Regions from separate parts of the Homo sapiens genome. Here region 2 is linked to region 1. A link is an interaction called in ENCODE POLR2A ChIA-PET data of the cell type or tissue named here. Cell type or tissue: HepG2. All regions are shown on one strand. Links, peaks and the distances in the headings refer to the core of each region. The heading gives the core; the rest is flanking DNA.

Region 1 (2,921 bases), core at 335-2,834:
CAGAACTTTTTTGTTTTACACACATTAATATATACTTCCATGGGAATAGTGTCAGAGAACATCAAATAGGGAAGAGATTATGATTCAGAGTGGTCTTTATATTCCTATTCTAGAGCCACAGAAAATGTTCATCTCCCTTTAGTTTTTGCAGGATTGCCTCTAACACTGATGATATTCCACTCATATTCTTCCTGCACATGCCTTCTCATACTAACAGTAAGTCACACAATCTCAAATAAGTTTCATTATACATGAGAACTCAGTTGAATGCTTGCCTTTCACTGGCATCTCTTGATCCTCCTCCCCCTCCTTATGGTATGCACTGAACTTCTAGTAGGCCATATGTGTTAAGTAGATCATAGGAGTGCTATGAAAATAAAGTGAAATGATGAATATGTAAAAGCCTTCACAAAATTATAGTAGTGTTTTCTGTTGATTTTTAAGACAAAAGATAAATACTATGTATGTAAAAATTTCCTTTCAGAAATCTTTGTTCTTTTTTTTGTTTTGAATGTTCAATATGCTTAGCACAGGGCTCTAGTTAACACTTTTGGCAGTTCTTAATGTGGGACTGACTGATGATTGTCCTAGAACTGTTTCAGTGTTAACTACATTCTATTAATGTTACTTTAAAACATTATTTAATTAAAGAAACATGAAGTGGCAACATACTGATTCATGTGTTCAGTAAGCAATTCATGGGAAAGAGGTAAGCTTTCTTAATAACAGTAGAAAGACTGTTCCATTTATAGGAAAACTGGTAATTATGACTTGTGTTTTGGTATTTAAAAGCTGTGGTTGGCCGGGCGCAGTGGCTCACGCCTGTAATCCCAGCACTTTGAAAGGCCCTGGCGGGTGGATCATGAGGTCAGGAGATTGAGACCATCCTGGCCAACATGGTGAAACCCCGTCTCTACTAAATATACAAAAAATTAGCTGGGCCTGGTGGCATGTGCCTGTAATCCCAGCTACTCTGGAGGCTGAGGCAAGAGAATCGCTTCAATCAGGGAGTCGGAGGTTGCAGTGAGCCAAGATCGCGCCACTGCACTCCAGCCTGGCTACAGAGCGAGACTCTGTCTCACAAAAAAAAAAAAAAAAAAAAAAAAAAAAAAGCTGTGATTAACATTTGCTTTGTCATTCATCCAAAACTACATTGGTGACTTTTGTATTGAGTCATTTCTTAGGGCAACAGGTATTCATGTATTCAGTAAATATTTGAGTGCCTACTATATGCCAGGTAGTGATCTAGGTGCTTAGTAGTACACTTGAAAACAAAACAAAGGTCTCTACCCTTATGTAGCTGCTGTCCAGTGGAGGGGTGTGTGTGTATTGGGGGATGGGGCTGAGAAACCTTAGACATACAGAAAGGAAATTATGTAGTATGTTCAAAGGTAATAAGTGCTGTGGAGCAATGAAAGTTAAACAGTTTAGGGCTGGGATGGGGGTAGGTAGCAATTTAAATAGGGAGGTCAGGGTAGGCCTCACTTGAGAAGGGGGTATTTGAACAAAAATTTGAGAAAGGAGGAGGAGGCATTTCAGATAAACCAATTAGTTCAAAGATTCTGTGTCGGGAATGTGCCTTGCCTATTTAAGAAACAGCAGGAGGCCAAAGTTGCTGGGGCAAGGTAGAGACTAGGGGATTAGGGAAGGATCTCTTTCAGTTATCTAGGCCATATTGGTGATAGCAGAAATACTGAGAAGTAGTCAGATTTTGGATGTTTTGAAAGTAGATTCATCGGGGCTTGGTGGCTCACGCCTGTAATCCCAGCACTTTGGGAGGCCGAGGCGGGCAGATCACCCGAGGTGAGGAGTTCGAGACCAGCCTGACCAACATGGTGAAACCCTGTCTCTACTAAAAATACAAAAATTAGGTGAAATATTGAAGGAGATGTTTTGATTGAAGTGATTTTAAGAGAGAAGAGGAGGGGAAGTAAAGATGGTGAGGAATTATCCTGTAAAGGGGAACAGAGAAATGGGGCCAGAGCTAGTGAGGAAAGTGGGGTCAATAAATTTTTAATGATAAGAAAAAGAAGAGCGTATGATGATAGGAATGAGCCATTAGAGAGTAAAACGTTTCAGGAGGGAGAGAGAAGAATTGCTGAAGCACTGTCTTAGAAGAGGTAAGAGGGAAAGGGATTTAGTGTATAAATAGGAAGGATTGGCTTTCTATAGGAGCATCTATACTTTATGATAATAGGCCATTAAGCAGAGTATGTGGTTAGAAATGCTGCTAGGAAGGTCGACGTGATTGGTGGAGTCTGTACACGTTCTGTTGCAGTTGCTTTGGTTTTTTTCAGTGAAGTAAGACTTGAGGTTATCAGCCGAGAATGAGGATTGGGGATATGTGAAAGTAGCTCCGCAGCAGTATGGGAGCATAAATGAACTGGAGACAAATAGTAAAATTAATGGGCAATTTTTTTTCCTTTAAGAGATGGGGGTCTCACTCTGCTACCCAGGCTGGGGTGCAGTGGCACAGTCATAGCTCACTGCAGCCTCCAACTCCTGGGCTCAAGTGATTTTCTCACCTCAGCTTCCCGAGTAGCCAGGACTATAGGCTAATGGCAATATTAAGTTATTTTATGAGTTGTCTAGACAGCATTATGAGTCTCCTAACTTTTTGGTACTGATCTTCAGATCAGAGTTAAATGTAACTTGCCCAGGCAATTTAAACACTCAATATGAGTCATTTTCATTTGGACTCAAACATGGAATCATTGGGAAATAGAACATGAATTTATTACTCCTTAATGAAGTACCTGCCACTATCCTGCCATGAATGTAGGCTAAATTTGGAGTGGTCTGGTAACTGCTTTTCTTTTAAAAAAATTTTCTTCATCTTTTCTGTATCAAATACTTACTGGTTTTTCTATGTAGAATAACATAATCTCATCATTACTTTCTTTCAAACACTCTCCAAATTT
Region 2 (2,921 bases), core at 282-2,781, 60 kb before region 1:
CCCAGGCTGGTCTCGAACGCCCGGCTCAAGCGATCCACCCACCTCAGCCTCCCAAAGTGCTGGAATTACAGGTGTGAGCCACAGCGCCCAGCCTGTCTTTTTTTTTTAAAAAAAAAATGTAGGCTTATGCCTCTAAGAATAGAGCTAAAGAATCTTAATTGACTACTTCTTTTATTTCACCATGTTCAAATCTTTAGAGAAAAGTGAAACTTAGCAAAATATTTAAATGGAATTTTCAGCTGAGACCCCAAGGCTCTAGATATTAGATACCAAAATGAGTTTTGAGACAAACCATCCTAAAGGAGTCTTAAAGTAGATACCTGAAAACTGGTAACATGGCTCATAACAACCCTTGACCTATATTGAGAGCATAAAGGAAGCAAATTGTTTTTAAAAGGAGAAGAATTTGTGGTACATGTACCTGCAGAATATGATTCTGTGATTGTCTCTCTGCCCACCTCAGGGGAGTAGTGGAGGGCCCTTCTCCCTTTACATCAAGTGAGTGGATTGGTGCCTGACTCCCATTTGGAAAGTCCTGAAGCCAGAGACTTCAGGCTGGCATTACATGCAGAAGCAGGATAAAGACAAGGGAGTGAAGGGCAGGTGGCCTGTGCTCCTACAGCGTCAGAGCAAAGGATGTGTAAGTGTTTTTAAGGCTCACTGAGCCCTCTCAGTGGAGAGCCAGATTGCCATTTTAAATCCTGCCCCAGGGAACCACAAGAAAGAATGAGGGGACATCAGAAGACAAGAGTCTATGGCGCAAACTTCTGAAAAACCAGAGAGAGAATTGACCAACCTGTCGAATCACTACTTTCACCCACATCACAGGAAATGCAGCCAAATGTTCCAGGGACAGCCTCTAGAGAACCACCCAAGAAGAGTCCCAGGAGAGAAAAAGTCAGCTTTAAACCCCTGCCAGACCCTGAGTTGTGAAGCCATTTTCCAAGCATACCAGTAAAATAAGAACTTTCCTGCAGTACCATGCCAAGCCCTATTGGAGCCCGAGGCAACAGGGAAATCTATGCCCCTATATACACACTTACCAAAATACCCTCCCATATTGTGAACCAAGTGGAAAAGTTAATAAAGGCTCTCCAATAAAAAACCGTGATTACACATAATGTCCCAGCTTGCCCAATCTGTTCACATGCCGTCGTAAATCTTCATAAACCCACCCATCAAGGGACACCATGGCCCTATAGCCCGTGAACCTCAGGCTGATCAGAAACACTGATCCCATTGAGCAATAACTCAAGGTCATAGAACAAACAAAAACAGACAGCCTTTCTTTGTTTACATTTTTGGTATTCAGTTCATCCTGGATGTTTTGCATTTAGACTTAAAGAAAAATATTGCAGGGCCAGGAGCAGTGGCTCATTCCTGTAATCCCAGCACTTTGGGAGACCGAGGGGGGTGATCACTTGAGCCCAGGAATTAGAGACCAGCCTGGGCAACATAGTGAAACCCTATCTCCACAAAAAAAAATACAAAAAAAAATTTAGCTGGGCATGATGGTGCATGCCTGTAGTCCCAGCTGCTCAGGAGGCTTACCTGGGAGGATTGCTTGAGCCTGAGAGGTCGAGACTACAGTGAGCAGTGATTGTGCCACTGCCCTCCAGCCTGGGTGACAGAGCAAGACCCTGTCTCAAAAAAAAATTGCATTAATCTTTATCTTGATTCTGAGCCCCCTTAAATTTTGCATGAGGTGAATGCTTTACTGCTGGCCCTACTTTCCTGCTGTTTTCCTTCTTTATTCATCATCTTCAAGCTCACAGAACCCAGGAACTGTGCTTAACAAGGAGGAAAGTGGAATCTAAAATAGACAAACTCACAGAAGCAGAAAGTAGAATGGTGGTTGCCTGCAGCTGGGGGAGGGGAAATGGGGAGATATTGATCAAGGGGTACAAAGTTTCACTTATGCAGGATGAATACGCTCTGTAGACCTAATACACAGCAATGTGACTATAGTTAACATACTATCTTGTATACTCGAAATTTGCTAAGAAGGGAGATTTTAAGTGTTCTCACCACACACTCACACAAATAAAATAGTAACTATGTGAGATGATAGGTATTAATTAGCTTGATTGTGATGATTATTTCACAACGTATACATATATCAAAACAGCAACCTGTACATCTTAAATACATACAATTTTTGTTTGTCAATTATACATCGATAAAGATGGGGGGAAGACTGGGTGTGGTGGCTCACACCTGTAATACCAGCACTTTGGGAGGCCAATGTGAGCAGATCACTTGAGGTCAGGAGTTTGCGACCAGCCTAGCCAACATGGAGAAACCCCGTCTCTACTAAAAATACAAAAACTAGCTGGGCATGGTCGTGCTCACTTGTAATCCCAGCCACTTGGGAGGCTAAGGCAGGAGAATCACTTGAACCCAGGAGGTAGAGGTTGCAGTGAGCTGAGATCACACCACTGCACTCCAGCCTGGGTGACAGAGTAAGACTCTGTTCTCAAAAAAAAAAAAAAGATGGGGGGAGCTTGGAGGAGAGCCATAGTAACTTCATTGGTTAGATGGGCAATAAGACACTCTAGTTAAGTACTGTATAAACAGAAAAGTGCTATAGAATGTTGACAATGATCATCCTCGTTGTGCTGTCCTTGCTGTTGTTCTGTTTCTGCAGGCCAAGCATCAGGGCTACCAAGGGCATTCATGTTGGTTATTCTCTGCATACCATGGTGTGCCTTTAATATTGTAGTTTTTGTGAATGGTGGCCCCTGGAATTGGGCAGCCAAAGGTAGTTGCCCTGTCAAAATTTTATTTCAAGGACAATCAATAAACCTTAAAAGTTTCTGGTGTGTTGTGGTTTTTTTTTGTTTTTTTTTTTCTTGAGACAGAGTCTTGCTGTGTCACCCAGGCTGGAGTGTAGTGGCGTGATCTCGGCTCACTGCAACCTC

Evidence for each region. Peaks named below come from ENCODE experiments on the same cell type or tissue, not always from the same donor. Only the 100,000 strongest peaks of a DNase experiment are listed, where the experiment ranks them.
Region 2: POLR2A ChIA-PET joins it to region 1 with 9 read pairs; 6 of 35 experiments call an interaction of 5 or more read pairs at or near these places.

The regions. Positions count from the first base shown.
Region 1 is chr7:140,911,661-140,914,581 of GRCh38, reverse strand. All of the region lies in intron 1 of BRAF (B-Raf proto-oncogene, serine/threonine kinase), which reads left to right. Among named protein-coding and RNA genes, the nearest start is that of BRAF, 12 kb to the left of the region's middle. In HepG2, for the core only: no CTCF peak of the experiment used is centred there; a DNase peak (open chromatin) is centred at 1,291; H3K4me3 peaks cover 1,118 bases.
Region 2 is chr7:140,971,505-140,974,425 of GRCh38, reverse strand. All of the region lies in intron 3 of LOC105375536 (a long non-coding RNA gene), which reads right to left. Among named protein-coding and RNA genes, the nearest start is that of MRPS33, 42 kb to the left of the region's middle. In HepG2, for the core only: no CTCF peak of the experiment used is centred there; a DNase peak (open chromatin) is centred at 1,235; H3K4me3 peaks cover 1,222 bases.